4 separate regions of the Mus musculus genome follow, and all the other regions are linked to region 2. A link is a loop called in an ENCODE intact Hi-C map of the cell type or tissue named here. Cell type or tissue: gastrocnemius. All regions are shown on one strand. Each heading gives the region's core, and the rest is flanking DNA. Links, peaks and the distances in the headings are about the cores only. Region 1 overlaps Paics (phosphoribosylaminoimidazole carboxylase, phosphoribosylaminoribosylaminoimidazole, succinocarboxamide synthetase). Region 2 holds the start of Aasdh (aminoadipate-semialdehyde dehydrogenase). Region 3 holds the start of Srp72 (signal recognition particle 72). Region 4 holds the start of Noa1 (nitric oxide associated 1).

Evidence for each region. Hi-C counts contacts between places; a loop is a spot of excess contacts. Peaks named below come from ENCODE experiments on the same cell type or tissue, not always from the same donor. Only the 100,000 strongest peaks of a DNase experiment are listed, where the experiment ranks them.
Region 1: it touches region 2 in a loop (2.4-fold over the local background); 23 of 42 quality-filtered maps call a loop at or near these places.
Region 3: it touches region 2 in a loop (5-fold over the local background); 13 of 42 quality-filtered maps call a loop at or near these places.
Region 4: a loop joins it to region 2, with 6 times the contacts of the local background. A loop is called at or near these places in 2 of 42 quality-filtered maps.

What each region holds. Positions count from the first base shown.
Region 1 is chr5:76,960,786-76,968,535 of GRCm38, forward strand. It overlaps Paics (phosphoribosylaminoimidazole carboxylase, phosphoribosylaminoribosylaminoimidazole, succinocarboxamide synthetase), which reads left to right. Exons shown (of 9, transcript NM_025939.3): 4 at 325-504; 5 at 608-721; 6 at 1,642-1,725; 7 at 3,657-3,837; 8 at 5,462-5,620; 9 at 5,863-6,724. The coding sequence ends at 6,029. Among named protein-coding and RNA genes, the nearest start is that of Srp72, 10 kb to the right of the region's middle. In gastrocnemius, for the core only: a CTCF peak has its summit at 4,067 (motif pointing left); no DNase peak of the experiment used is centred there.
Region 2 is chr5:76,902,314-76,910,063 of GRCm38, forward strand. Aasdh (aminoadipate-semialdehyde dehydrogenase) reads right to left here and starts at 3,163. Exons shown (of 16, transcript NM_173765.4): 1 at 3,110-3,163; 2 at 1,896-2,067. In gastrocnemius, for the core only: a CTCF peak has its summit at 3,141; DNase peaks (open chromatin) are centred at 2,607 and 3,195; H3K4me3 peaks cover 1,798 bases; H3K27ac peaks cover 2,220 bases.
Region 3 is chr5:76,970,503-76,977,224 of GRCm38, forward strand. It overlaps Srp72 (signal recognition particle 72), which reads left to right and starts at 4,199. Exons shown (of 19, transcript NM_025691.1): 1 at 4,199-4,330; 2 at 5,896-6,016. The coding sequence starts at 4,222. In gastrocnemius, for the core only: no CTCF peak of the experiment used is centred there; DNase peaks (open chromatin) are centred at 4,208, 4,472 and 5,436; H3K4me3 peaks cover 2,598 bases; H3K27ac peaks cover 2,091 bases.
Region 4 is chr5:77,305,852-77,313,601 of GRCm38, forward strand. It overlaps Noa1 (nitric oxide associated 1), which reads right to left and starts at 4,235. Exons shown (of 7, transcript NM_019836.3): 1 at 3,056-4,235; 2 at 1,702-1,866; 3 at 423-625. The coding sequence starts at 4,205. Polr2b (polymerase (RNA) II (DNA directed) polypeptide B) reads left to right here and starts at 4,633. Exons shown (of 25, transcript NM_153798.2): 1 at 4,633-4,779; 2 at 7,300-7,372. The coding sequence starts at 4,761. In gastrocnemius, for the core only: no CTCF peak of the experiment used is centred there; DNase peaks (open chromatin) are centred at 3,765, 4,297 and 4,609; H3K4me3 peaks cover 3,394 bases; H3K27ac peaks cover 2,205 bases.

The DNA of each region.
Region 1 (7,750 bases), core at 1,130-6,129, 58 kb after region 2:
GTCTTTTTGAGTAGTCAAATTGGGGCTGGAGTGGTACGGAGTGGTATGGAGTGGTACTGCAGCACTTGCTACTCTTCCAGAGCCAGAACTTGGTCTCCTCTCCACACGTGTAGCACAACATATACATACAGGCACATAAAAAATAAAAATTTAAAGTAGACTTTAATTAATAATTACTTGAATCATAGAATATTCTGGGAGAAAATTAGATTTAAAATAGCAATTCTTAGGAATATGTATTTAAAGGAAAGCACTTTTTTTTTTTTTCTGGAAAGTTAAAAGGCCCAGATTTCAGTGAACTGTACTGCTATGCTTTATTCTTAGGACGATGCCAATAATGATCCACAGTGGTCTGAGGAGCAACTCATTGCTGCAAAATTCTGTTTTGCTGGCCTTGTTATAGGGCAGACTGAAGTGGACATCATGAGTCATGCCACACAAGCTATTTTTGAAATTCTGGAGAAATCCTGGCTGCCCCAGGACTGTACGCTGGTTGATATGAAGGTATTAATAAAATAGGTGACATAAAAGTGAACATTGTAACTAAGAAATGTCTTTAGTACTGTGTCATTTTCAAATCATTTCCTTGGCAATGTGCTGCTTCTAGATTGAATTTGGTGTTGATGTAACCACCAAAGAGATTGTTCTTGCTGATGTCATTGATAATGATTCCTGGAGACTATGGCCATCGGGAGATCGGAGCCAGCAGAAGGACAAACAGGTATGTGGTATTCGAGCTTATTTATCAAGCTGTGATAGAGGTGAAGGGGGGAGGATAGTAGTCTCTTTTTGTTGTTTGTTTTTGTTTTTCAAGACAGTGTTTCTTTGTATAGCCCTGGCTGTCCTGGAACTCACTTTATAGACCAGGCTGGCCTCGAACTCAGAAATCCGCCTGCCTCTGCCTCCCAAGTGCTGGGCTTAAAGGCGTGCGTCACCACGCCCGGCTTAGGATAGTAGTCTTAATTGATAGCTTTAAAAGTCATTTCTTGGGCTGCAGATATGGCTCAGCGGTTAAGAACACTTGACTGCTTGCTCTTCCAGAGGTCCTGAGTTCAGTTCCCAGCAAACACAAGGTGGCTCACAACCATCTGTAATGGCTTCTTCTGATGTGTCTGAAGACAGCTACAGCATACATGCAAAAATAAGGCTTTTTTGAAAAAACAAATTATTTCTCTGCTGGAGATACAACCCAATGGCAAGCACTTCTTTACCACATACAAGGCCCTGGATTCCTCCTTCAGGACCAAAAAAGCAGAAGTGAACAAAAATCTCCTTTGTATTTACCATCTTCAGATTCTAAAACAGTAAAAGAGCAAGTGGCTGTGTTTATCTGATGTTGTAGCCTCACAACATCAAGGCTAAGGGCCACAAGGGGCTTTAGTTCTAACAAAATCAAGGCAAAATCCTGTCTATATGTATACATGTTAGTTCTTAAGTCAGTTACTTTGCTAATAAAGCATTTGACCTTAAATGAAACTTACTTACTTTGCTATTGTACTTTCCCATTGAAAAAGCATTTGAACGTCAAGGTGCATTTTCAGATGCATCTCATTATACTACGCGTCATAATCTTGACTTGAAGGAAACATGTTTTAAGATAGCAGGAGAAAGTAATTTTTTAAACTTTGTTTTATCTTCTAGTCTTACCGTGATCTCAAAGAAGTAACTCCAGAAGGACTCCAGATGGTAAAGAAAAACTTTGAGTGGGTTGCAGACCGAGTGGAGGTAATTCTTCTGTAATAACATCGTGTATTTTCTTTCATGACATCATTGGACTGCGCAGTTGGCTCATTAGGTGGTAAAGTGTTTCCTTGCCTTACAAAAACGAAGGCCTGGCTTTGATTTTCTAGTACCCATGAAAAAACAACAAAGGAAATACCAGACGTACTGGCAGGCGTGTGTGAGCCCAAGGTTGTGCCTTTCGAGGCAGGAGGATCCCCTGACCCGCTCTTGTTAGTCAGCGTTAGTCAGCAAACTTGGCAAATTCCAAGCCAAAAAGAAAGGAAGGGAGGAAGCAAGATGGATGGATGTGGCCGACCGAGAGTGGCTTAGTTTAAATCACTTACTACACGATCCTGATGCCTTGGTACAATCCCAGAACACAGATCCTTAAAACTGAAAGGAAAAGGCCGAGTCTACAAAAGCTCTTTGACCTCCACATTTGTGCACATGTACATTCATGAAAACAAGTAGAAAAAGAATGTAAGGGAAAGGAAAGCTGAGGACCATCTGAGGGTGTCCCCTCTACACATTTGTACACACACAGCAAAACTGAAAAATGTTTCAAACCAGGTGTGATGGAGCTTACCGACAATGTTAGCTATTCTGGAGGCCAAGCCATGAAGGGTTTCAAGTTCCAGGCCAGAGTGCAACCTGATTAACTGAAACTGGCTGAAATAAAGAAAAGAATAAAGCGAGAGAGGCCTTTTACATCCTGTTTTCAGTGATTTTGAACAAAAGTGTCACCTTTAGGAATGACCACAGCAGTCTACTTACTGGTGGACCGGAACTCTCTGCCACCAAGTGAAGCATGCTGTTCCCAGGTGCTAGTGTGAGACCTGGGATTCTGTGTCTAACCTCTGTGCTTCACCTAAATTTCTAGGATATTACCACTTTGAACCCTTGAGAGTTGAACATGACTCATATGAATCATAATCATTTCATAGACAAGTATTTCCAACTTAGTTATATTTACTGTTCAAAAAGCCAACTAACAAGTTGATAACCTAATTTGGTTGACTTATGTCTTAAAGGTTCAACAGAAAGTAAAGAAAGTGGCGCGGTATACTTTGTTACTGTTCGGAATATTAAGAGGCCTAGAGATAGAGCTGGGGGTAGGGGGTGGGATATGTTCTTGGTTTTTTTGAGACAGGGCCTCACTATGGAGACCAGGTTGACCTGCCTCCTTGGTGTTGGGATTGTAGGTTTGTGCATAGTGAGTGGTGGTGGTGGTGTTTTTATTTTGTTTTTAATGATCTGTTTTGCACAGCTTAATTTTGGTCTGCTGAGAAAGAAAATATCAGCTGTGCATGATGGCACAGGCTTTTAATCCTAGCACTTGGAAGGTAGATAAGGCGTATCTCTGAGGTTGAAGCCAGCCTGCAGTACATAATGTCTAAGAAAACAAAACAAAAACATACAGGTGCTGAGGTGTAGCTCAGTTTGTAAGTGCCTGCCTAGCATGAAAGAAGTGCTGGGTTTAGCCGGGCGTGGTAGCGCACACCTTTAGTCCCTGCACTCGGGAGGCAGATTTCTCAGTTCCAGGCCAGCTGCCAGGGCTACACAGAGAAACCCTGTCTCGAAAAACAGGGGGGGGGGCGGGGGGGGGGAACCTGGGCTTGATTGCCCACAACTGCATAGAACAAAGTGGGGTGGCACGAGCCTGAGACCCCAGCTATTGGGAGCATCAAAAGTTGAAGGCCATCCTCGGTTACCTGTGAGTGCCTGTCAGGTCAGTCTGGGCTGTTGGAGACACTTTCAAAAAGGGAAAGAGAAGGTAAGGAAAAAGGAAAGCCATTTGTCTGGTACTTGAGGCAAGAGTATCAGGAACTGAAGGTCATTTTCCACTAAAGCGTCCAGGCTCAACACCCTCACGCACACACATACACACAGATAAACTGTCACCCATCTCTCATAGTCCTGTTTTTCTTTTCCAGTTGCTTCTCAAGTCAGACAGTCAGTGCAGGGTGGTAGTGCTGATGGGCTCCACCTCTGACCTTGGTCACTGTGAGAAAATTAAGAAGGCTTGTGGAAATTTTGGGATTCCATGTGAACTTAGAGTAACATCTGCGCATAAAGGACCAGATGAGACTTTGAGGATTAAAGCAGAATATGAAGGTAAACTTTAAATGCCTAGAGAATTTTGGGTAGTTCTGATTTGGGTAAAAGATTTTCAAATAACATATTTTTGAACAATAATGCTTAAATGAGCTTTCCCCGTATTTATTTCTATGTTTCATGCTATACATTTCTTACACTTATCTTCAGAAGGGACACTGTAGAAGCCTATGAAGGGACAAGGGGGACACTTAAATGCAGGGATAGAGAAGCTGGAGAGCGCCCTCAGCTGGATGCCACACCAGGCATCGCACAACTGCCTGGAGCTGCAGGTTCAGGAGATCAGACATCTTGTGGCCTCATGGTCACCTGCATGCATAAAATCATGTGGGCACACATATAATCTTTTAAAATAATCTTTTTAAACATGGCTTAGTGACATAACATATACAGCCATCTGTGGCTCACTGCACACATGTGCATAGACACAGCATGGAGGCAAAGCACCCATACATGTAAAACCTTAGAAAACAGACTAGACCTGTGAGGAGGGGTGGTCTCCTTGTCTAACAAGCAGTACTCCTTAGCATTGTTTCTCGTGTGCTCCGACGGAGAAGAAGGCCCTCACTCAGCTGCAGGAGGCTGAAGCAGCAGAGCCTCTCTAGTATCTGGTCAGATTTCTTAGAAGCATATAAGCAAGCTTTAGTTTCAGTAGATAGCACATCAAATAAATGATAGGATATCATTGATCTAAACGACTGGAACTTGTTCACAAAAAAAACAAAAAACAAAAAAAAACGGTTCTAAACAAGAAAAAATGACGTTTGATTCTCTTGAAACTTCAGATCCTTTTAATAAGCTAATGAATGTTTGGATTCTTTGCCAGTAAAAAATAAAAAAAATATATAATTTTAGGCGGACTGAAGATAGAGTGTAACTCAGTTGGTAAAATGCTTATTTAGCATGTAAGAAACCCAGGACTCAATACCCACTACCACATAGAACCAGAAGTGGGTATCACAGTTTGGGAAAGTAAAACAGGAGGACTATTGTAAATTCAAAGTGAGCCTGGGCTACAGAGTAAGGCCCTCTGTATGTCAAGGCTGTTAGAGAATTTGAAGTGTGTATATGCACGTTTGGTGTTGGTGTTTGATACTGCAGTTTATTGAGCCTGGAGCCTCAAGCATGCTAAGCACTTGGACTGCGGGTGCTATACTGCAGAAATCCCAGCTCCTAGAGACTATAATTTAGGAAGTATCCACAAAATCTCTAATTACTATTAAATGAGTCTACCAGCACCACTTAAGGACAACTCAACATGAGGGTAGCTGTTTAGTTGGTGAAATTCTTTTTTTTTTTTTTTTTTTTTTTTTTTTTTACTGAATCTAAGCAGTAATAGCAGAAGGGAGCTATGAACCAGCCATTTCCTCACTGACCTCATGACATTTCTTATATAACAGATCTCAAAGATCATCAGGCCTGTTCTGCCTAGCTTGTTTTGTTTTTATTGTATGTGTGTACAGATGCATGTACCAATTGCAAGAGTTGATTCTCTCCTACCGTATGGGTTCCACAGGTCACACAGGTCACCAGGTTTGACAGCAAACACCCCTTATCCACTGCAGTCTCACCTGCCCCGCACTGTTTTGTTATAAAGGACCTGACCATCTTATACTTTCCTTAGGGGATGGCATACCTACTGTATTTGTCTCTGTGGCGGGCAGAAGCAATGGTCTAGGCCCAGTGCTGTCTGGCAATACTGCATATCCGGTTATCAGCTGTCCCCCGATCACACCAGACTGGGGCGCTCAGGATGTGTGGTCATCTCTTCGACTGCCCAGTGGTAAGACCTTGAAAATTTTTAGTGCTGTGTGTGCCCAAAATTTCAAGGTACAATCTCAATGTCTGACTATATATTTTAACTACAGCCTACTATTTTAAATCAGATCTTATGTTTTTAAATTATTTTATACTTAGATGCTTAAGTACGCATCTCTAAGAAATAAGATTTGGGTTTATTATCATCTTTTTTAATTTTTAAGCTGCCAACTCATTTTTCTGTCTTTTTCTTTTCTGATCCAATAGGTATTGGCTGTTCAACTATACTTTCTCCAGAAGGATCAGCTCAGTTTGCTGCTCAGATATTTGGGTTAAACAATCATTTGGTGTGGGCCAAACTTCGAGCGAGCATATTAAACACGTGGATATCCTTAAAGCAGGCTGATAAGAAGGTCAGACAATGCAATTTGTAAAGAAGCAATTTAATTTTTAGGAGAAAAGTTACGTAGTCCTAGTTTGGATTTAAAGAAAAAAGTCAAGCAAAATGATTTCACATAAGAGAAAACAATTTAGTTACTAATGAACAAATGTTACTCAGTGTTTATGAGTTGGCACATTGTCAGTGGATATTACTAATATTTCTAGCTCTACAAAGTGATATGTCCCTGTAACCTTAGCACTCCAGAGGCTGAGGCAGCAGCAGGACCTCTTAAGTTCAGGGCCACCCTGAGCTGTGTATTGAGACTCAACTTGCCGTGGAGGGAATCTTTCTAGCTAGTAAAATTGGCATGACACTACTAAATTTATTCTCACGCTCTGTATAGTCACTGTTGGGTAAATATGTAACTATGGAACTGGAACAATGTGTCTGCTGTCTGAACCACTATGAAGAACCAGTGTGGCTCTCTTGCAGACGACCTGAATTTGCTTCCCAGCATCTCTGTAGACTGTTTCACAATAAATACCCTTTAAATCAGGGGATCTGACCCCATGGCTTCCTCATGCACCTGCTTTCAAATACTATTACATTCCCCCACCCAACACACACAATTTTAAAAAGTAAACTTTTTAAAAAGAGTAATAGCATTTTTTGTTGTTGTTAATCAGTAGATAATGCTTGAACTGAGTTGATACATTGAAAATTAAAATACTTGTGTATAACAATATATTCTCGCTGTGTGGTCTATACATTCTAAGTCATTATCTAAGTTGATGGATGTATTTGTGCTTTGTTGGGGTTTGTTTTTACAGTGTTGAGGAGACCTTGCCCATGCTTTAACCCTGGTTTTTTTGTTTTCAAAAGGTTGAGATTAGAGGTAGAAGAAAGGTGCTCGCCAGGTCTCTTTCCTGAGGTCTTTGGGCAGTAGGGCAGTCGTACGTGGGATAAAGCCATTCCAGGGAAGGATGGAGTAAACACTGCTTAGCTAGGATTGGTAGGTGCCTCTCTGGTAAGACATTTGCCACACCTGCAGTCACCATCCTGCCACCATTTTAAGAAATTGAGTCTCTAGTTTGTAATCATAGTTAAGGAGTGGGTGAGTGTGATGGGCTGATTGGTTTGCTAGTGTATATCCGAACAATGGGCCAGATTCGCTTCTGTAGGAGCCGATGTTTTGGGGAATCCAAATTCTGTGTTTCATAAAGAGCTATAGATCTGACAGTGTTTCCCCCTCCTTTGCTATACTTGTCAAGTTCCTGCTTTTGGGAAGTGACCTCTAATACACTGATCCAGTTGGGTCTCTTGTTTCCTCTCTTCTGCACCTTAAGGACTCTCAGCAGTGTTGAACATACTTACTAAGCCTAGCTTGACACTGCCACCTTTCAGTGGCAGCTGCCCTTGACAGCATGTTTCTACAGATAGGCAAAGTCAGGAGGGGGGCAGAATTGTCGATTATAGAGTTATTTTAATTAATTTATGTATATGAGTACACTGTCTCAGACACACCAGAAAAGGCCATTGGCTTCCGTTATAGATGGTTGTGAGCCACCATGTGGTTGCTGGGAATTGAACTCAGGACCTCTGGAAGAGCAGTCAATACTCTTAACCGCTGAGCCATCTCTTCAGCCCCCAATTATAGAGTTCTTTATATGAATGAATACAACATTTCATTGTACATTTTTGTTGCTTTTGTTAAACAGCAAGACCGATTGTAGTTTATCTGAATAAATAATGTAGTATTTAGTAATAGAGTAA
Region 2 (7,750 bases), core at 1,223-6,222:
TCCAGTCCCCAGCATTGCAAAACAATGAACTGAAAGGAAGTGCCCAGATAAGAGCTGTCTATTTAAGGTTCTGCACAGCTGACTGGTGAAAGTGCGGGAGACTAGGTATTGGGGATATTGCATACTCAAAGATCAACTACCTTGGATTCTCCTGAAAGCAGGCTTACTGCCTACCTGTGTCCACCCAATGTCCTTGTGGCTGTCACCTGAAGCATCTGTGAGGATAAGCACCTTAGCTCCCACCACGCCCAGAGCTACAAACATCATCTGATCCCACCCCAAACCTATAAGAAAACTTCCCTTGATTTGCTGGAATCCACCTAATTCTCACCAATGTATTTGAAAAGCCTTGATATTTTACTGTCCTTTGTCTTTCAACTGTACAAGTTCATAGACCTGCTTCTACCTTGGGATATGATTTTTAGGGTAACCTAAATCTGTGGTCCTGAAACCTGATCACTCATATTTGGCTCAGAATAAATGATCTCCTATTGTACCTTTGGTAACAGCAGTACGTTGTGTCACTAAAACAAACAAAATCTGTAGCATAGATATATAACTGAAGCTCTAAACTTACAAAATACCTGTGGCAACTTTGCTGAAAGCAATGACATTAAAAAAAAGCAATTTGACAACAGTCAATGAACACTGGATCACACTTAAATATGTGGGAAGGATGTGACATTCACATAAAAGAAAAAAAAAAAGAACCCCCCCCCAAAAAAAACAAAACAAAACAAAACAGGCATGATGGAGCACACCTTTAATCCCAGCAGAGGCAGGTGGACCTCTGTAAGACCAACCTGGTCTATATAAAGAGTACCTGAACAGCCAGGGTTACACACAGAGATTCTGTCTCAAAAAAACTGCAAACAAAAAAACCACTAGGGATCAATGCTAACAAAAATATGGTAACTCCTAGTTTCCTTGAAGGCAAAGGAGACTTTCCTCTGAATCCTATTAACATATATCAGAGAAAAATAAGATTTATCAAGTGTCATATTATTCCAATTCTTTACCTGTTCATACTTAAGCGGTTTACTTACTGATTCAGAATAGAATTACTCTTCAATTTGTCATTTAATTACTATCCAACTGAGTTAAAGAAAAGGCCTTCTTAAACCCATAAAGTCAAAAAAGGATACAAAAAAACTGAAATGTGATTCCTAACTATTAAATTTTAAAGAACAAGACTATTTTGATACTTAGGGTATTTTTAAACAAATATTTCCATAAATCTAACTTTTATGTACACAAAAGATGATTTTCCACAAATGGCCATTAAACAAATCATATGATCTACATATAGTATGTTCTACAGGATATAGGGGATGAGTTTATTTTGGGATATAAGTGTAGCCAGGCGTGGTGGCACACACCTTTAGTCCCAGCACTCGGGAGGCAGAGGCAGACAGATTTCTGAGTTCGAGGCTAGCCTGGTCTGGTCTACAAAGTGAGTTCCAGGACAGCCAGGGCTACACAGAGAAACCTGTCTCAAAAAAAAAAAAGGGGCTGGTGAGATGGCTCAGTGGGTAAGAGCACCCGACTGCTCTTCCGAAGGTCCGGAGTTCAAATCCCAGCAACCACATGGTGGCTCACAACCATCTGTAACAAGATCTGATGCCCTCTTCTGGAGTGTCTGAAGACAACTACAGTGTACTTACATCTAATAAATAAATAAATCTTTAAAAAAAAAAAAAAAAAAAAAAAGAGAAGAAAAGAAAAAGAAAGAAAGAAAAAGAAAAAAAAAAGGCTATTGCAGTAGAGTATCTCCTGCTATTTTTGCCTACAGAAGACCACAGAATACCCAAATAAATTTTGTTAAGCGCCCAATTTTCCACATTAATGTATTATACATATTTTTACAAAAATCTAGTTTGAACCTGGGGATGTACCTCAGGAGTTAAACCGTCCTTGTTCTTTCAGAAGACACAGATTCCATACCAGCACCCAACTGGGGAGCTCAATACAGTCCATAGTTCCAGTTCTGGCTGATCCCACAGCCTTTGAAGACACCAGGCACGAACATGGTGCACTTACATACATGCAGGTAAAACACTGCTATACCTAAAATTAAAAAAAAAAAAAAAAGTCTGTTTAAAAGCTGCCTTTTCTCTAAAAAGCAAGCACGTGTAACTGCTATTTTCTCACAAGAAAATATAATCTACTAACATAATTCACAGCAGTAGAATAACAAGACTATAACTTAGGTTTTTTTTGTTTGTTTTGTTTTTTCGAGACAGGGTTTCTCTGTAGCCCTTGCTGTCCTGGAACTCACTTTGTAGATCAGGCTGGCCTCGAACTCAGAAATCTGCTTGCCTCTGCCTCCTGAGTGCTGGGATCAAAGGCGTGCGCCAACACGCCCGGCTATAACTTAGTTCTTAAAATGTCATTTTTATAACTAGCTACAAAACTCACCACACAAAATCTATAATTAAGGAGTTTTTCTACTTTGAATTTAAAAGCTCCCAGTGGCAAAATTCAGTCTTGTCCAGATATTCATGTCAGCCATTGAATTTTATGTCTCTGTCCCTGTCTTTGTCCCCCTCCCCTCCCTTCAGACTGACTTGGGCCATCGAGATGGGTCAGTGGAGAAACTAACTTGCCATCACACCAGAAAACCTAAGTGTGATCACGGGACTCACATAATGGAAGGAGAGAACCCACTTCCGAAAGGTCCTTTTTGTTTCTTCACCATGCTGCACGCGCACACACGCACAATTTTAAATTAAAAAAAAAAAAAAGAAAAGGAAAGAAAAACAAGTGAGCCATGAAAAGGGATGACCTAGCAAGCAAATTTCGTGTTATAGCCTTAAGATTAGCAGCTCGGTAATGTACAACTGTAAATAAAGCCATTTAATCACCAACAGATCCTGATCTTAAGGGTTCTCCCTATACTGGGCATTATATATATAGGTAAATTATCCGTCTGCATCTTATACTTCTCACGCAGCCACCTTAATTACAATCACAAAAGCCTCTCGTTGGCTCTCGGAACCACGCTAAGAGGTGGCGCAGCAGGTGACCGAGGTGACCCACACAGCCGCTCCAAGCTGGGGTCCGGCAGCTCACAAAGTCTCCCCGGGTCGCCCGCGCTCTCCCGCCCCACCTTCTCACGACAGCGCGTGGCGTGCACTTCCTAGCCCAGCCGCAGACGCTCAGCAGCCGTAAAACGGACCTCTGCGTCATCTTCGGGCGCCCGTGACGTCACTCCAGCGTCGGGGGGCGGGCTCTCGCCTACGGGGCTCCGCCCAGACGTGGCGCACAGGTCTCCGCCGCGTTTGGCCCAACGGGTTTGGTCCGTGCGGATTCAGCCCTGCCGCTGAAGGTGACGCTTCAGGCAACATGCCTGTGCGTCTGCGTGAATTTGAGTGTTCCGTGTGCCTGCAGGGGCCGATGATTCCCTGGAGCATAGTCCCAGGTGGTTGTGAGCCACCACATGGGTGCTGGAGACCTAGAAGGGACCTCTGGATGGCCAGTGAGCTTCCTTGACAGCAGAGCCATATCTCCGAGACCCGGAGTCTCCTCGTTCCTTAAAGTGCGGGTAGAAATATCCCAAAGGCTGAAGTGAAGTAATCACCGCCTAATTGGCGAGTAAATTTGGCTTATCCCCTCCACACCTTCTGGGAACATACTCAAGATTGGTTGCGACCGTCATGGCAGCGGTGAAGTATGCCAGGGAAGCCCCCTGTCAGAATGAAACTCCTAACTGGCGTTTGCAGCTATTTACAACACTTCCCTATGAGGAAACCCAGGCCTGTCTGAGGTCAACAGCAGTCCCTAAAGCCACTGTATGCCTGGATGTGTGTTTTTCCGATGGCACAATTATTACAATAAATGGGAAGGGTCACCACTGTGGTGAGTTACTGTGCCCTCGCAGAGAGGAAAGATGGGATTTTTGTCTTGGTTCCTGTTGGGGGGAGAGGTGGAAGTGGCTAAGCACTATCTACATACAGTGCCTTAAAAAACAAAGGAGTGTGTCCTTATCTGCTGGAAAACAGAAGCTTGTAAGGGTCCATGAAGAATGACACCCTGGACTCAAATAGTATGTAAACACAAAGTGTGTTTTATTCTGTAGCTCAGCATGGTGGGGTCGTCCCCATTACAAAGACACAGAGTAAAAGCAAATGAGCTCGCAGGCTCCATTGAAAGCACATTGGAATTCCAGGGTAGGAGAGCTTTATCTTACTTATCTCTAGGCATTGTTACTGGGAAGTCTAGAAATCTTTGTAGAGGAAGTCTGGAAACTGTTGCTGACCCATTGTCCTTACCTCAGGCTAGGTGGCCAGGCAGTCTCAGATATCAGGGCAGTTCTGACTAACTGCCTGAAGCCTTTTTTTTTCTTCTTCTTCTAGTAACTGATTTGCCTGACCTTAGGCCTAGTCTCCTAAACTGCTAATTTGAAGCCTGTCATGGAATCAGATCTGCCTTCTCATCTGTCCCTCCAAACAGTGCAGGAAATACCTGTTTGAAAACCACATTTTCCTGTGTACTATGGGCCTCGCCAAACACCTTTTTAAGTGTTGTATTTGTTCTCTTAGCTTTCTATTGCTGTGATAAAACATGACCAAAAGCAACTTGGGGGAACCAAGATTTATCAAAGCACTATCACTATCACAAGTCAGGACAGGAACTCAAGGCCTGAATCAGAGACTGGAATAATGGTGGTTACTGGTTTGCTTAGCTTGCTTTTCTTTCTTTCCTTTTTAAAAATTGTTTTATGTGTATAGGTCTTTTAAGTGCATGTTTATGCAACACATGGTGCCTGGAGCAAGGCCACAAAATGATCTTACTAGGTTGTCTAGAACCAGAGTTAATTGTTGAGTCACCCTGTGGATACTGAGAATTAAACCTGGGCCCTCTGGAAGAGCAGCCCACCTGCCCAGGGGTGTCATTGCCCACATCAGTCATGCAGCAAGAAGAATGCCCAATGCGACGAAGTGTTTTCTCAGTTGAGGTTCCCTCTTTCCGCATGACTCTAGCTTGGGTCAGGCTGACAAAGAACTAGCCAGCACACTTGACTTTTCTCTCTCTAGAAAGAACACCGTCTTTTTTTTTAAAAAAAAAAGATTTATTTATTATTATATCTAAGTACACTGTAGCTGTCTTCAGACACACCAGATCAGGGCATCAGATCTCATTACAGATGGTAGTGAGCCACCATGTGGTTTCTGGGATTTGAACTCAGGATCTTCAGAAGAGCAGTCCGTGCTCTTAACCACTAAGCCAACTATCTAGCCCAGCCAGAACACCGTCTTTTACCTGCCCAGTGGACCTCTCCTTTTAGCCTCCTGTTCAACTCGATGCTCTGTTGTTCCAGTCTCTGGTCAACGACATCAGAACGGCCTGGGCTGATTTTAAAGGGGAATCCCAATTCCTTATCCCTGTAGGCGGTCAAGCTTTTCCAGTCAGGGCCTGAAATTTACACTTTAAAAAGATTTTCATTGTGAACTGCTTTTTCCAATACTTTCAGTATGTCACGGCTTTATTTAAGGAATTCTTTAACTCGTTAACCCAACCCATAACACCTCATCCTTCAGATGTCTGATTCCAGCGTAGTTTGATTTTCTTCTCAATATTGCCATGTTGACCTGGAAGTTCAAGAACCTCCTGCCTTAGCCTCCCAAGTGCAGGATTATAGGCCTGTATCAGACCCAAAGCTTCTTTCTATTAGCACAAGAGTTTCTATCTAGGGATCTTAGCTTGGTTTAGTTTTTTTTTCCCAGTGATTTCCCAAGAATTTAAAAGACTGGAAATGAATCACAGCAAACATCTTTTATTAAAAGCCAAAGTATATACAGAGTATATACATTCTCTCACTAGTGAAGAGGGGATTTTCAAAACCAAGTCCCCCTCACCCACTCTCACTGAACATTTAAATATTTTTAGTGGTACAGGGTGGGTCCCCCTCTCATTTTGGATTGGCCAACTCCAACAAATAAGCTTCACACAAGCAGAGACATGTCCAGGACTGACCATGGGCACGTCAGTAGAGTGGAAAAGGCCACTAGGCTTTCGTTCTGAATGAAGAAGCCATGGTGATTATCCATGGCCTCTTTCCCCATCTGTCACAGAGAAAGGGCTTCAGTTGGGGAAGTGCCTCCATGAGATCCAGCTGTAAGGCATTTTCTCAATTAGTGATCAAGGCTTGAGGGCCCCCTGTGGATGGTGGCATCCCTGGGCTGGTAGTCTTTGGTTAAGAAAGCAAGCTGAGCAAGCCAGGGGAAGCAAGCCAGTAAGGAACATGACCTCTCATCAGCTCCTGCTTCCTGACCTGCTTGAGTTCCAGTCCTGACTTCCTTTGGTGATGAACAGCACTTTAGAAGTTGTAAGCTGAATAAACCCTTTCCTCCCCTCTTGGTCATGATGTTTGTGCAGGAGTAGAAACCCTGATTAAGACACCTACCTTCAGTAATTTGTGCTTTCCCCTTTCCTTCCCAGTTGCTTCTTTTCTTCCTACTGGTTTTGAGCTATCTCATGTTAAAGACACTTTTCTAGAGTGTAATAATCCATAATCATCCGTTCCTATTTTATTTTATTTTAACCAAGCCTGCTCAGTCAGTCAACAGGTTCTCAAGCGCAGGAGTGAGGATTAAAAAGAAAAAAGGGTAGACAACATTGTAGCATGACTCCAGTCAATACTGAAACTGAAGGCAAATTTAATTTTCTCAATCTGCTTTTTATACCATTTAAATTACATGCAAGTATTAAGGGCTAGCAGTACAATAAGGAGCTAACAAGGCAGTAAGCAAAGTCCCGTGACTACTCACTCCAGTTGTTTAAAAGGCCTTGTCATAATAACCAAAATACTTGAGCCCACTTCCTTGCCCAAGCCCAAAGTCTTGCCTGAAGTCTACTTCTTTTGTTCCATCCTAAGATTAAAATTCCTGCCTTAACCGACTATTCCCTATTATAGCCTAAAGTTAGATTCTTGCCAAAGCTTACTTCCTTGTCATGGCCAATGTCAGATTTCTGCCAGAAGACCATTTCCTTGTCTTTGGCCAATGTCAACACCCTAAAAGGCTCTCCACATTTTAAAAAAAGATTTATTTCATTTATATGAGTACATTGTAGCTGTCTTCAGACACACCAGAAGAGGGCATCAAATCCCATTACAGATGGTTGTGAGCCACCATGTGGTTGCTGGGAATTGAACTCCGGACCTCTGGAAGAGCAGTCAGTGCTCTTAATTGTTGAGCCATCTCTCCAGCCCCTCCCCGCCACCCCACCCCCACCCCCCTGTTCCTATTTTAAAACTTTTCTTTCTTTCTTTCTTTCTTTCTTTCTTTTTTTTTTAGTTTTTCTAGACAGGTTTCTCTGTCTAGCCCTGGCTGTCCTGGAACTCACTTTGTAGACCAGGCTAGCCTCGAACTCAGAAATCCGCCTGCCTCTGCCCACCCCCTCCCACCCCCCCAGTGCTGGGATCAAAGGCGTGCACCACCACGCCCGGCTCATTTTAAAGCTTTCTAAAAATCAAGGTTTGCAGAATAGGGTGCATCTCAGTTCACTATCTGTTCAATGCTGTCTCAGTTGATACAGCATGGGCAGATTTTGAACTCCAGGTACCAGGGCCTCAGCATCTTAAGCAGATGAGATGGCAGATGTGCACCACACTTAAGACTTACCTTGCTGGCAACATAAACAAGTGTTACAGGATGAGATTCGTGAAACTGTAAAGCGGTAAACAGACTCAGGAGGGAACAGAATGCGGTTTATTGTGAACTTACTGATAGTCTGTGGTCCTAGCCAG
Region 3 (6,722 bases), core at 1,723-6,722, 69 kb after region 2:
TTATTTTTTTTTATTTTATTAGATATTTTCTTTATATACATTTCAAATGCTATCCCGAAAGTTCCCTATAGCCTCCCCCCTGCCCTGCTTCCCTACCAACCTACTCCCACTTCTTGGCCCTGGCATTCCCCTGTACTAGGGCATATAAAATTTGCAATACCAAGGGGCCTCTTTACCCAGTGATGGCCGACTAGGCCATCTGCTACATATGCAGCTAGAGCCACGAGCTCTGGGGGTACTGGTTAGTTCATGTTGTTTCACCTATAGGTTTGCAGACCCCTTCAGCTCCTTGGGTGCTTTCTCTAGCTTCTCCATTGGGGACCCTGTGTTCCATTGACTATGAGCATCCACTTCTGTATTTGCCAGGCACTGGCATAGCCTCACAGGAGACAGCTATACCAGGGTCCCTTCAGCAAAATCCTGCTGGCATATGCAATAGTTTCTGGGTTTGATGTCTGATTATGGGGGCTTCTGTAAGGCAAAAGATACTGTCAATAAGACAAAAAGGCCACCAACAGATTGGGAAAGGATTTTACCAATCCTAAATCTGATAGGGGACTAATATGCAATATATACAAAGAGCTCAAGAAGCTGGACTCCCAGAAATTCAAATAACCCCATTAAAAAATGGGGCTCAGAGCTAAACAAAGAATTCTCACCTGAGGAATACCAAATGGCTGAGAAGCACCTGAAAAAATGTTCAACATCCTTAATCATCAGGAAAATGCAAATCAAAACAACCCTGAGATTCCACCTCACACCAGTCAGAATGGCTAAGATAATTGAGGCAACAGCAGATGCTGGTGAAGATGTGGAGAAAGAGGAACTTGAACTTCAGTCCTTTAAATGATCATAATATGGAATAATGACACAGTACTTTTGACAGACTTTCTGATCTATTATTATTATGTTTACATTTCAAATGTTCCCTTCTCGAGCCTCCCCAGTCCATGTGCCTCCCCTCTGCCTTTAAGAGGGGTTCTCAAAAAAAAAAAAAAAAAAAAAGGAAGGAAAAAAAAAAAGCCGAGCATGGTGGCGCACACCTTTAATCCCAGCACTTGGGAGGCAGAGGCAGGCAGATTTCTGAGTTCGAGGCCAGCCTGGTCTACAAAGTGAGTTCCAGGACAGCCAGGGCTATACAGAGATATACAGAGAAACCCTGTCTCAAAAAACCAAAAAAAAAAAAAAAAAAAAAAAAAAAAGGGGGGTGTTCTCCCCAACTTATTCACCAATCAGAATGTCTAAGATTAAAAACCCAAGTAACAGCAGATGCTGGTGAGGACAGGGAGAAAGAGCAACACTCTTCCATAGCTGGTGGGATTGCAAGCTGGTACAACCAGTTTGGAAATCAATCTGGCTGTTGTTCCTCAGAAAATTGGAAATAGTTCTTCCTGAAGACCCAGTCATACCATCCCTAGGCATATACCCAAAAAGATACTCCACCATATCATGAGGACACATGCTCCATCCACTATGTTCAAAGATACCCAGAAGCTAGAAACAACCCAGATGTCCCTCAATGGAAGAGTAGATACAGAAAATGTATCCATTTACACAATGGAGTACTACTCAGCTATTAAAAATGAGAACTTCGAGAATTTTGCAGACAAATGGATGGAACTAGAAAATATCCTGAGCGAGGTATGTACATCTAGACCCAAGGGGACATACCTGTATGTACTCACTGATGAGTGGATATTAGCCCAAAAGCTCAGAATAACCACAAAACAACTCACAGACCACATGAAGCTTAACAAGAAGGAAGGCCAAAGTGTGGATGCTTCATACCACTTAGAAGGAGAAACAAAATAATCATGGGAGGCAGAGGGAGGGAGGGGCCTGGATGGCAGAGGGAAGGGGGGGTGTGGACCAGGTATTTGAAGAGACAGGAGAGCAGTCCAGAGGGCCAGGAGAATGAATAGTAATATGTAGCAGTTGGGGGTAGAGGGGAACCACTAGAAAGTCCCAGATGATAGGGATGGGAAAGGCTCCCAGGACCCAATGGGGATACCTTAGCTAAAATGCCCAACAGTGGGGAGATAGAACCTGAAGAGACCACCTCCAGTAGATAGACATGGCCCCTAGTTGCGGTCTGCCACCCACCCATCTCAAAAATTTTAACCCAGAATTGTTCCTGTCTAACAGAAACACAGACAAAAATGGAGCAGACTGAAGGAAAGGCCATCCAGAGACTGCCCCACCTTGGGATCCATCCCATCAGCAAACACCAAACCCTGACATTATTGCAGATGCCGAGATGTTCTTGCAGGCAGGAGCCTGGTATGGCTGTCGTTTGAGAGGCTCTGCCAGCACCTAAGACAGATGCAGATACTCAGACTTTCTGATCTTTAAAGAAAAACAAAAACTAGGTCTCCAGTCTCAATTGTCATCCTCAGTTCCTCAGAGAACTTACCACCACTTAGTATATTGTTGTTTATTGTCTATCTCATCTAACTAGGAAATACATAATCCAAGGACACTGGACATCTTATTTACCTCAGCAACTGTAAATTCCTAGTACAGGCATGCACATAGCACTGAGATACTCACTGAATGAATAAAAGTGCAAATTCCCAAAGATGGGGACACAGCACTGGGTGATTTAATAGACGACTGCATGTTCAGCAGCTGGGAAATACACTATAGTTGGGGTCTTGGGTGTTTTGTCAAGGCTCCTTTGGCACTGTTTAAAGGTGGTGGAACGTCTAGGCCAGTGGTTCTCAACCTTCCTAATGCCATGACCCATTAATACAGTTCTTCATGTTGTGGTGACCCCACAGCCACCACCATAGAATTATTTTGTTGCTACTTTCATAACTAAATTTGCTATTGCTATGAATAGTAATTTAAATATCTAATTTGTAACCCCCCTGGCGGGGTCACAGCTGTAGGAGATGGTGCCTAGCGTGAGTGTACTTTTTAAAAACTTGACATTTTGTCTGTGGCTTCTCCAGCTTCTTCCTTCCCAGTAACCATTAGGTGAGCGGCTTAGGGCCACTACGACATGATTTCCATCATGATGAAGCACCTCACTGAGGTTCCAAAGCAACAAAGCCAACCTACTGTGGCTGAAATCTATGAAATCATGACCCAAAAGAAACTCTTTTAAGTTCAGTCTGATGTATCATACTGACCACACATATGACAATCAGCTAGCGTTTCAGCACTTGACTCAGGCAAGAAACAGGAAGTAGATAGGTGGTTTAAAACCTAAGTAGCAACATTAAGAGAACATTAGGTTGAGTCTAGGGGAAGTGAAGGAAGGTTTGGTTCAGGTCTCCCAGGTAGTAAGCAAAGTAAATAAGGTCTCTGGTCTTAGGACTATAGGTCGTTCAAAGAGAGGGGACTTAAGGATCAATACTCAGGAATAGAGAGCCTTGTAGATGGTGTAATCTTGTAGAGGGTGTAGCTGAATGCTAAGACCACTTACATAGTATGCACGGGTCTTCTCCACAAGGAAGTCGAGCCTTGGAAGCAGAATGTGTACTGGCTAGGCTGCAAGAACAGGTTTCCTTAAAGTACATTAAGGAAGGCCTCCAGGACGTAGTTTATTGTATGACATCTACCTAAGTCAATATACTCACCTCAGAACCTGGTCCTTCTCATCTCCTCGGGCTTCCAGCCCACACTGCTCCTGAAACTAGATCTCAAAGGGAGGTTAAACAGTGCCGTTCACTGTATTTTTGTCAGTCCCAGACCTATCTTCACTTCTAGATTTAGTCCCAGGTTCTAATCACCGCTCGTGTCCTAAAATGGCAATCCCGAAGCACCCATGAGCAGCTGTGGCTCTACCTGCCGCCTTCAAGAGCCTCTCTACGGTTCCTTAAATTAGGTACCCCTCCTACCACCCGAAGAACCGGGAGTTTTCTCTCCCAAAGACTGTCGCCCGGCCACAGTCGGAGCACAGGGGTCTCCCCAGAATGCCGGCGGCTTGGGGCTAACAGTTTCGGCGAGCGCCTTCTGAATCTGACCCCTCCTACCTCCAGTCACCTTTGGATTAGGAGTAAGGGCGTCAGGCAAACAAATGTCTTGCCGCAAGACAGAAAAAATTAAAAACCGATTTCTGACGCTAGCTCTGGGACAGACCAGCTCGCGACTCCCGGCCGCCTAGCAACCATCAACTTCCTCCTTCGCCGAGCCAACTTCGAGATCCTCTTCCGGGGCAGAGGTCGCCCTGCTCCTCCCACCCCCCTCCCCCACCTCACCCCCACCTCCTCCAAGATGGCGAGCGGCGGCAGTGGTGGGGTGTCAGTCCCTGCGCTGTGGAGTGAGGTGAACCGTTATGGGCAGAACAGCGACTTCACGCGTGCCCTCAAGACTGTCAACAAGAGTAAGTGTCCCGGCGGCCCGGGTTGTCGGGAGGAGGACATCTCCTGGGTCGAGCGTGCGACCCCTCGGCACAGCGCGGAGGGGGATCGCTGCGTCCTCAGGCTCGGCCCCAAGCCCGGGGGCGGGTCGCTGTCCCACGGCCACCGGCGGCCCGAGCTCGGTCGCTTAAGGCCACGTGTACTTCCCTCTGTCCCCGCGAGACCGGGCGCGAGGGGGAGGGGGGACTTAAAGAGACCATGGCGTCCGGAACCGCTTCCCAAAATGTTTTTCGTGTCGTCTCCGCGGCGGGATTTTGCAAAGATGTCAGATTGACTTTTCTTCGTTCATCTTGAGTGAAGGGATCAGGACAGTGTCATGGAGGAAACTTGTTGACTGGGGCTGGGGCCGGGGAAGGAAACCTGTCTGGACACGTAGCATCCGCTCTGTTGCAGACAAGGTGGAAGCGTTGCAGATTGGAAAGGTGTGAATATCAAGTCGTTATTCATTTCCACGCACAAAGTCTTCCCCGTAGTGTTTAGCCAGAGAGTGAGTGAGTGAGCGTCCCAACATTTAAAATAACGTAAGGAAACTAACCTGCATTTTTAGCCCCCATAAGTTATAATTTCAAATTTTAGTTGCCTTCAGTATGAGATTCCATAAGTTGTTATTCATCACTATGTGCCTGTAATATGGCCGTGCTATATTTTGTACAGTAGATACACCTGTGTGTGTCAGGTTTGGTGATGTAACTATGAAACCCTTCAGCTGTACAAAGCCCCAGTTACATAAAGGCTATCACAGTAATATACACTTTAAACCTTCGGGTTCCTGAGTTCCTATAAAAGTAGTGACAGTGGCCACAGTGCATTAAGGAAGACAGCTACTAATTAGAATTGATGATTGCCAAACTTACTTGAATTCACTTTAGCCCTTCAGTGGGCCTACAACCAATATTTAGTATCGGTATAAAACTCTGTAGCACTTCTTTGATCAGCCAAGACTGTCCCTTCAGCCCTGTCTATTAATTTCTAGAAGTCCCTTCGACGACTCGTAAAGTGAGAATTGGATTCCTGTGGTTGACTAGGAGCGAGGGGAACCATGGTCCTAGTCATTTTGACACTTGACACGCTGTTGGCATAGAGCCGTGGCCGCCTGAGTTCTTTGTATTTCCCTTTGATCTCTTTATGGGAAAGGGAAATTTTGAATATTTCTTTAGAACACTCTAAAGATAAATCATGTCTACATTGTACTTTTTTTTTAACAAAAGATTTATTTATTATTATATCTAAGTACACTGTAGCTGACTTCAGATGCACCAGAAGAGGGCATCAGATCTCATTACGAGTGGTTGTGAGCCACCATGTGGTTGCTGGGATTTGAACTCAGGACCTTCGGAAGAGCAGTCGTTGCTCTTAACCACTGAGCCATCTCTCCAGCCCTACATTGTACTTTTTGTTTGCTTTACAGTGCTGAAGATTAGACTGTGGGCCTCACATTCGTTAGGCAAGCTGGATTCTCGTCTGTATTTAGTAAAAGTGTGCAAGAGGAATGGATTTAGAAATGGCTCTCCTAAACACTGTTCTCTAGTATTGCAGATCAACAAGGATGATGTCACTGCCCTGCACTGTAAAGTAGTTTGCCTTATCCAGAATGGAAGTTTCAAAGAAGCCTTGAATGTCATCAATACTCACACCAAAGTGTTAGCCAAGTAAGTGACTGTTAGTTGCTGTCGTTATTGTTAGTTACTGTCATTGGAAATACTTTGGCCATCGCTATCACCTCGCCCATTGCTCACCTCCCATTGCTCTCTTCTGCGCTTTACCTTTGGCCTGCTTCTCTTTCCTTTTTCGTTGGTCTTTCTGAAGTTGGAAGACAAAGTAGTGATCTTGGTTCCTTTCTGCTGGACTGTTGGAAGAATTTCAGAATTTTATTTTGTTTGTGTTTTTTTTTTTTTCTTTACTTGTTTTCTGTTTTCTTGGGTTTTTCTTGTTTTGCATTTGTGTGTTTGTTTGATCTAATCCTTGCTGGCCTGGAACTCACTATGTAGCGCAAGCTGGTTTTAAACTGTGCAGTCCTGCTTCAGCCTCCTGAATGATGGGATGTGCCACAATTTCCAGAGCTGTCTGTCTGTCTGTCTATTTTTTTTTTTTTTTTTGGTTTTTTGAGACAGGGTTTCTCTGTGTAGCCCTGGCTATCCTGGAACTCACTTTGTAGACCAGGCTGGCCTCGAACTCAGAAATCCGCCTGCCTCTGCCTCCCAACTGCTGGGATTAAAAGTGTGCGCCACCACGCCCAGCTGAGCTGTCTTTCTTTTGAACTGCTAAGAAGGGGGTAAAACATAAAAGAATGCAGAATGTAAATGTGAAACGAGTTACATAAACAATTTATGCTTGTAATCCAGCATGCAAGAGACA
Region 4 (7,750 bases), core at 1,091-6,090, 400 kb after region 2:
TGCATAGAGCAGGCAAACAATAGCTGAATACCCTGGGAGTTCACACGAAATCGCCCCAATAAGTTGTCCTAACTCACAGTTCAAACTATACAATGTCTGATTGATATGTCCTCAAGCAAATTCAAGCACAGACTAGGAGGCTGGATCGCAATATCTGTAATTTCTAGCCTTAAAATACAGGAACTTATAACATGCCTCCCTAAGGTAGCAACTACAAAGTTAATAATGTAGTTTGCCTACAGCGATGTCAACAGAGTAAATACAGAATTTGACCGCATATACATTCATCCGTGAACTGTTTTCATGAAGAAATCAGAACCAAGTTTTAATATTGGAAGCACAACTCTTTGCTTGTTTTCTGCAGTTAAGAAAATACTTCTAATATTAAAAATAAATGTTTCTAAAATAAAACAAATACATACACAGCTTTCTTTTGTAATTCCAGGGGTGTCATAAAACCAGTGGGCGTCTTTCACGTCCTCTGGGGTTAGCTCTATTTGCTTGGTGCTTTTGCACACAGACACAACTGGTTCACTTCCCATGTCAAAGGCCAGGGAGTCGGCATCAAACTCAAAGGGAACTTCGTCCTGTTCTCTGGAGTACGAGAATGTTCTTCCAACTCTTCCTACAACAGGTTAAACAGAGGTTATCAGACACTCCTTTAATGCTTTGATTTTGGGTCATAAGAAAAAAAAATTACATGCATTAGTGTTGTGCCTGAATGTATGTCTGGAAGAGGGTGTCAGATCTTGGGAGGTACAGACAGTTGTGAGCTGCCATGTGGGTGCTGGGAATTGAACCTGGGTCCCCTGGAAGAGCTTTTAGTGCTCCAAATACTGAGCCATCATCCCTCCAGCCCCAAGAAACAAATTTGAGATGGGTTCTCTATACACAGTTCATGATGGTATTAAACTTGCGATTTTCTCTCCTCAGCTTCTACAGTGATAGGAAACAGATCATACATATATGTATGTAAACATACACATGTGTGTATTTATCTTGGTTGTTGTTTGTATTCTGGAAAAGATCTCATGTAGTTCAGACTTGCCTCAAAATCACTATGAAACTGAGTTCTGTTTTTCTGTTGTTTTGTTTTTGTTTTAAATCTCCTAAGTGTTGTGATTCCAGGTATGTACCTGACATCCCTGAAGACCTACCCCTGCAGAGAAAGGGTCTCACTCTGTAGCTCTGGCTACCCTGGAATTCTCTATGTAGAAGAGGCTGGCCTTGACATCATTGAGGTCTGCTTGCCTTTGCCTCCCAAGTGCTGGGACTAAAGGTGTACACCACACCACTAGGCTGGGCTCTGAAGACATCTTTTATGTTTGCCTTAAATAAGTCACTCAAACTAACTATGTGTATGACTATGAGACTGTGGCTATGACAATACTTTTGTCTTCTTTTTAGAAGATAATGTGGGTCATTCTCTCCGGTCGGTCTTGTTTCAGGCTGTGTATATTTTCTGTCAGGTGGTAAAAAAATCCCTTTTTCTTTTTCATTAATGAAATCACAGGAAAGATAACAAAGAGATGGAGAACTTCGTCAAAGACCTTTACTGCCGTTGCTAGTTTGGGTTTCCAAACAATAGTAACCTTTCCTACAAAAAGCCTACATTCCAGAATAGGGAAGGAAGCCTCTTCCTGGGAAAATGGCTATGTAGAGGAAGGATGCATACCTACTATGTAGAGGAAGGATACGTACCTACTATGTAGCCGTGCTTTTTCAGTTGATTGAGCTGACTTTGTTCTTCCTCACTAAGATCTTCCTCAGCTTTGGTCGCATCTTCTTGAAGCCTTCTTTGTCTTTTGAACATTCTGTAAGGAGTCGGGTTGCAAATAGGAAACTTCAGGAGGTTTAATGTGGTGCCTGAAATACCAAAAGAGTATGTTTTTCAAAAAGAATGTGAGAGAAGAAACCCAAACATTTCTGATTTATTTCCTTTAATCTTCATGACAACTGCTATGTAATTATTCCATACCCTTTACAAATGAGAAAACAGGCCTGGTGACTGGTTCGTAGGCTGAGAATTTAGATACAAAATTTGCAAGTCCATTTTACCCCTGCTTTCCTACTTATCGTCTATATCAGTGGTGCTCAACTTTTCTAATGCTGTGACCATTTAGATAACATGGTTCCTCATGTTGTGATAACCCCCAATCACAAAATTATCCTTCGTTGCTACTTCATAACTGTAATTTTGCTATTGTTATAAGTTGTAAATAACTGTGCTTTCTGATGGTCTTAGGCAATCCCAGTGAGAGGGTTGACTCCCAAAGACGTCATGACTGTGCACTGCTGTAGTACACCCAAGGTACATAGACAGCTTTAAATACTCAGTGCCAAAGGGTAGCTAACGGAGTTAAACTCTGGTTTCAAGGGAACACAACCTAATTCCTAAGACTATAGCTCTCCAAGTATGCATGTTTCCCCTCCTCCTTCCTCAGCTTTTTCCTTGAGACAGGCTCTTGCATGGCAGCCTCAGGCTCTGCCTCCCTAGAGCCCTGATAACAGTGTCACCATGCCAAGCTGTTAGTTTCTCAGAAAACTGTCCTTTCTTCTTGAGATATCTCCCCACACCATACTGTATCAGCTCTTTTATATGTGTTACAGTCCAAGAATAAGTCAATTCAGGGGGTGAATGAAGAGTAAGATTGGGGGGTAAGGGGTCTTAGAGTAAAAAGAAAAGTTTATTTTGTTTATGGATCCCATGGTAGCCTCCAACGATGTAGCTGAGAATGGCTTTGATCTCCTCCTGCCTCCACCTCCCTAATGCTGGGGATACAGGAGTTTGCCACCGCACATCCTTTTGGATGCGGTAGACTAACTCAGGTTTCGTGCATGCTAGGCAAGCACTTTAGCCCCAGTCCCTCTAGAAACATCTCTATTAGAAAACCAAACATGCATCGAACTTCCAAACACTAACCTGTCACAAGAGGTATGTCCAAAGAGAGGAAAGACATTTTAAAGGGACGGCTCCAGGCAGCTCAAGGTGGACATTTAAGGATATGTACTAGGTGCCTGGGTCAAATCTAATTTCTCAGCAATGGGGCCTCACCTGGCCAGGGGGAGATGGTGGCCCGGTCGATGGCTTCGGAGCCCTTGGCGGTGCAGTAATCAGACTCCAGGAGTGTGTTAAAGAGAGTGGACTTGCCAGCATTAGTGGTGCCCACCAGGTAGACATCACCACGGTAGCGCCAGGAGCGCTGAAGAGCAGAGATCATTTCTTCAACTCCATAGCCCGTCTTGGCGCTGATCAGTCGCACGTCCTTGACTACCGTGCGGGACCTGGAGGACGGATTCTGATTCTTTATCTCCTCCAGTGGCTCATCCCCGGCAGGGTACTGTGGTCCTTGATGACCAGGAGCCACCACGAGCCCGGCGCGGATGCAATCGTCCCACAGCCGCTTCCGCAGCCGCTTCAAGTAGCCGGGAGCGTCCTGGGGCAGCAGGTCCACTTTGTTCCCCAGCACGATGAGTTGCTTGGGGCCCACCAGCTTGGGCAGGTCGGGCAGCAGGGCGTCCGGCAGGTCTAGAAGATTCACCATATAGAGCACCAGAGCCGGCCCGGGACGCCGCAGCGCTGCGCTCACAAGCTCCAGGTACTGATCGCGGCTTACCTGCAGGCGCAGGGCTCGTCCGTGGTGCACCAGCAGCCAGCAGCGTTGGCACACGGTCCGCGCCGGGCCGCCTTCCGCCTGGGCAGCGTCGCGGAACTTCTCCTCCGGCAGGTAGCCCGGCAGGCCGGGATGCTGGCAGTGCAGCTCGGCTCCGCAGCCCGAGCAGTAGATGCCGCTGGGCGGCACCGAGGCGTCTGGAAACTCCGGGACAGGCAGCGTCCGGAAGCCCGCCCGCAGCTTCTGCTGAAGCCGCTCCTCCCGCTGCTGCAATCTCTCTCGTTCCTTCTCCTGCTGCAGCTGCTGCAACTCCCGCAGCTCCTGCAACTCCCGCACTTGTTCCTCCGGGGTCCGCTCCGGGACGTACTCCGGGAACAGAAAGCGTTCCTCCGTGTCCGGGCCTTCTGCATAGTCCTCGGTCGCCGTGGAGCTCGGGGGAACCCGACGGCCCAAGGATGATGCACGCTGGCGGATGGGGACCTCACACTTCCCCTCCAGAAGCCACCGTGCTGGGCCGTAGCACGCAGCGGCCGGCGCGGGGCCCCGCCGGAGCCCGCAGAGCAGCCCGCAAGCCAGGCGCGCGGGCAGCATGTGGACAGCGCGAGGAGGGCGGGGCCTCGCGCGCGCACGCGCGCTCGCGTCCGAGAAGTTCCTCCCCCAGCGACTAGACGAGAGGGAACTGTCCAACAGTGCGGCCGATTCTCGCACTCTCGCGATGACAGCTCTGAAACTCGAGAGTTCAGGCAGACGTGCAAAGGCACGGACTCGATAGAGCTGGGTGAGCAGAAGGTTCTCCAGTGCTCAGTCCACACGCGGAGCCATTTCTTTCATAAATCTTCAAACAAATCAAAACACGCAGCAAGAAACTTTCATTAGCGTAACCTAACTTCTGGCTAAGGAGCCGTCTGTCCTCAGCGGCAGCCAGCTAGTCATCACTCGCGCATGCGTAGTTCAAGTCCAGCCAGACCCTTTGCCAGTCGTCTGCGCAGGCGCAAGCCTCACACCCCGCCCCCTCGCTGAGACGCCGAGGATTCTGGGAACGTCGGAGACGGACATTGCTTGGTATCGCACTCTTGAGTTTGCCGCCGCGCTTCCCGTCTCCAGCTTTGCGATTCCGAGTAAGAGCTCCAGAAACCTTTGGCCAAGATGTATGACGCCGACGAGGGTAAGTGACCGCTTGAGGCACGCTTCACGCTATAGCCCCTTAGGCGGGACGGCGGGGGACCTGCAGCAGGGATCAGCGCCAGCCGCCGCATCCCGTCCGTGGCGCGCGGGCTCCCGGCAGCCTGGTTCCTACGATTTAGCCCGGGAACGAAGTGGGCTTTGCTAGCGGTGCAGGCTCGGGGTTCACGTTCCTGGGTCGGCTTGATTGCTCCCTACACGGCCTCCCGTTAAATCTGTAACCACCTTCCAGAATCGACATAGCGTAGCTTATTAACTAACATTTAGTTGTTTGATGTTGATTGATTTCATTTATCATTTCAGTCGACTTATTGAATAGCTATTATTATTATTATTATTATTATTATTATTATTAAACGGCACAGGGAATTGAACCCAGGGCCTGTCTGCACATACTCTGCTTCTGAGCCATATTTCTAGGCCCAGGAAGCTCAATTTTTGACCACGTCCTTGTGTTAGACATTGTTAAACTCTGGACGTATTAGGGACAAAGAACGGGTTCTGGGTTGACATTCCTTCACACTGTCTTCAGTTTAAGTAAACTGCCTTAAAAGATGGCCTTAAGCGGTCACTTCCCACGAGATGACAGTTCTAGGATGGTATGTTTTCCATTTTCACGAGGACAAAATGGCTTTTTACTTTTTGTATGAACACTTCTTAGTCCTACCCATTTTATTTTCATGTTGTGTGTGTGTTTTTTTTAAGCTCCCTTTTCTCTGATCAAAAATCATTTTATTCCAGCTCCCAACTTTGTGGCTGTCCTATGCATTCCCCTCCCTCCCCCTTTTCTCATGGAAACAATAGAAGCAAACGCTTTAACTTTTAAAATTGCTTCAATGTCTCAGACCCATTCATACCTCATTAGAATCTATTAGAATCGTTATATTCTTTTTAAAGTTATTCTTACTTGAAGGAAATTTAGGAGCTTTAAAACCATATGACATTTATTTATTTTGTGCATATGTATGAATGTGGGCGCACTCATGGGGTGTACCATAGAGGTCCTGGAGTTTGAATTCAGGTTCATGGCCCTCAGACTATATATTTCTGTAGAGCATATTTCACTCTTCAGATACTTTTAACAGGAGCGTGATGCTCAAACGAAGCTTTCTTACTGGACTGGAGATGTAGCCTGGTGCTCGTACTGCCTAGTGTGGGCCATGCTCTGCAGTCAGTCTTAGGCATGGAGGGGGTGGGGGAAGGTCATACTATTTGGAAAGCTGTACAGGGCATGGTGGGCATGAGTTGACTCTCTTTCAGAGTTTCTGAATCAAGGGGGCTGGAGAGATGGCTCAGCAGTTAAGAGTACTTGTCGCTCATTCTTGCAGAGGACTTGGGTTTGGTTCCCAGAACGTGCTGTGCATGAATCTAGGAGATCCAATAGTACATATCCGGAGCCCATGCGTGCATGTAGGCATAAAGATCATATGCATAAAATAAAAGTAAACCTTGAGAAAATCTGTGGGATTTCTGACTGGAATGTCTGTAAGTGGCTCTTACAGTTTGGCATTATCAGCGAGCATTGGGAAAGTATTAGAAGCTTTTTAGTGACAGTTCTGGCCTTCAGAGCAAACAAGTCAGAATTGCAGTGCTTTTTCTGACCTTGTCCTGAAACCATGTGACCTCATTCTAGCCGCAGGCTTTACTGGAGAGTTGAAAATTATGAAAACCCATGGAGAGGATGTATAGACCCTTTATCTTTGTTTCTTTTTGAGACAGGGGCTCATCGTGTCTCTCAGACTGGCCTGTCATTTATGGTGATCCTTCTACTTCTTGCCTCCTGAGTGCTGGAACGGCAGGTGTGCACCAGCATGCCTGGCTGACTCCTTATCTTGATAGGAGGGGCAAGATCACAAAGAAGAGGGTTGGGAATCTTTGGAAAAGGCCAGGCATGTTGGCACATGTCTTTAGTCATAGGTTGAGAGGCAGAGGCAGGAGGATCTCTGTAAGTTTAAGGCCAGTTCTTGTAGCTAGACTACATAGTGAGATCCTGTCTCAAAAAAAACCCCAAAAACCCATATATATATAATACATATATACTATACATATATGCATAGTGTGTATATATATATATATATATACACACACACATGTACATGCATGTATATATCATACATTTGAAATATGCATATATAAATGTATGAAATGTTGAAGTCATAGACCACCCCAGGGTGTTGCTAAGTTAAACAATTTTCCCTCTCATTGTTGTCTATGAGGCCTTACTGGTCAGAGGATCTTGCTCCTGCTTAGCTCTTAGTACATGGATTTTTCTTGAGCAGACAGAAATTATAAATTCTCACAACTTAACCGAACCTTTGTTGTAAAAACTCTATATAGGAAGAATATTAATATGACATAGGCATATGACATTAATTGTCTGAAATTCTAGGAAAGTCGGGTGACGTGGTTGCCTTTTATTTAGCAGAGTGCTATTTACTTCATGGAGGTGACTGTGAACTCGTGGCATGTCAGGGCCAGTGAGCATAGTGTTTTGTTTTTGCAGACATGCAATATGATGAAGACGACGATGAGATCACTCCGGATCTGTGGCAGGAAGCATGCTGGATCGTGATCAGGTAACTCGACCGAATGGCACAGGCTTTAGTCGATACTAGAAGGTCTGGTCCTGTTGTTCTTTTCCTTCTGGATAGACCTTGGTCTTCTCTGTGCTTGCTAATGGATGTAGCATCTATTAGTTACTTACAGGGCTGGCTTTGTTTTATGCAGACAGTACTGTATGCAGCGCTGGATGCTGTGGAACTTGCTGCAGTCTGGGCTGGTTTGAACCTCTTGCTTCAGCCTTCTGAGTGCTAGGATTAGAGGGGCACCTCACCATGACTGGCTGTATTTATTTAAAGTATTTCCACCTTAGAGAAAAGCTAAAAAATTCATTTATGCACTTCATTGAAGCCTTAAATATTGACCTCATACGATTTGCTTGTGTGCTTCTTGTT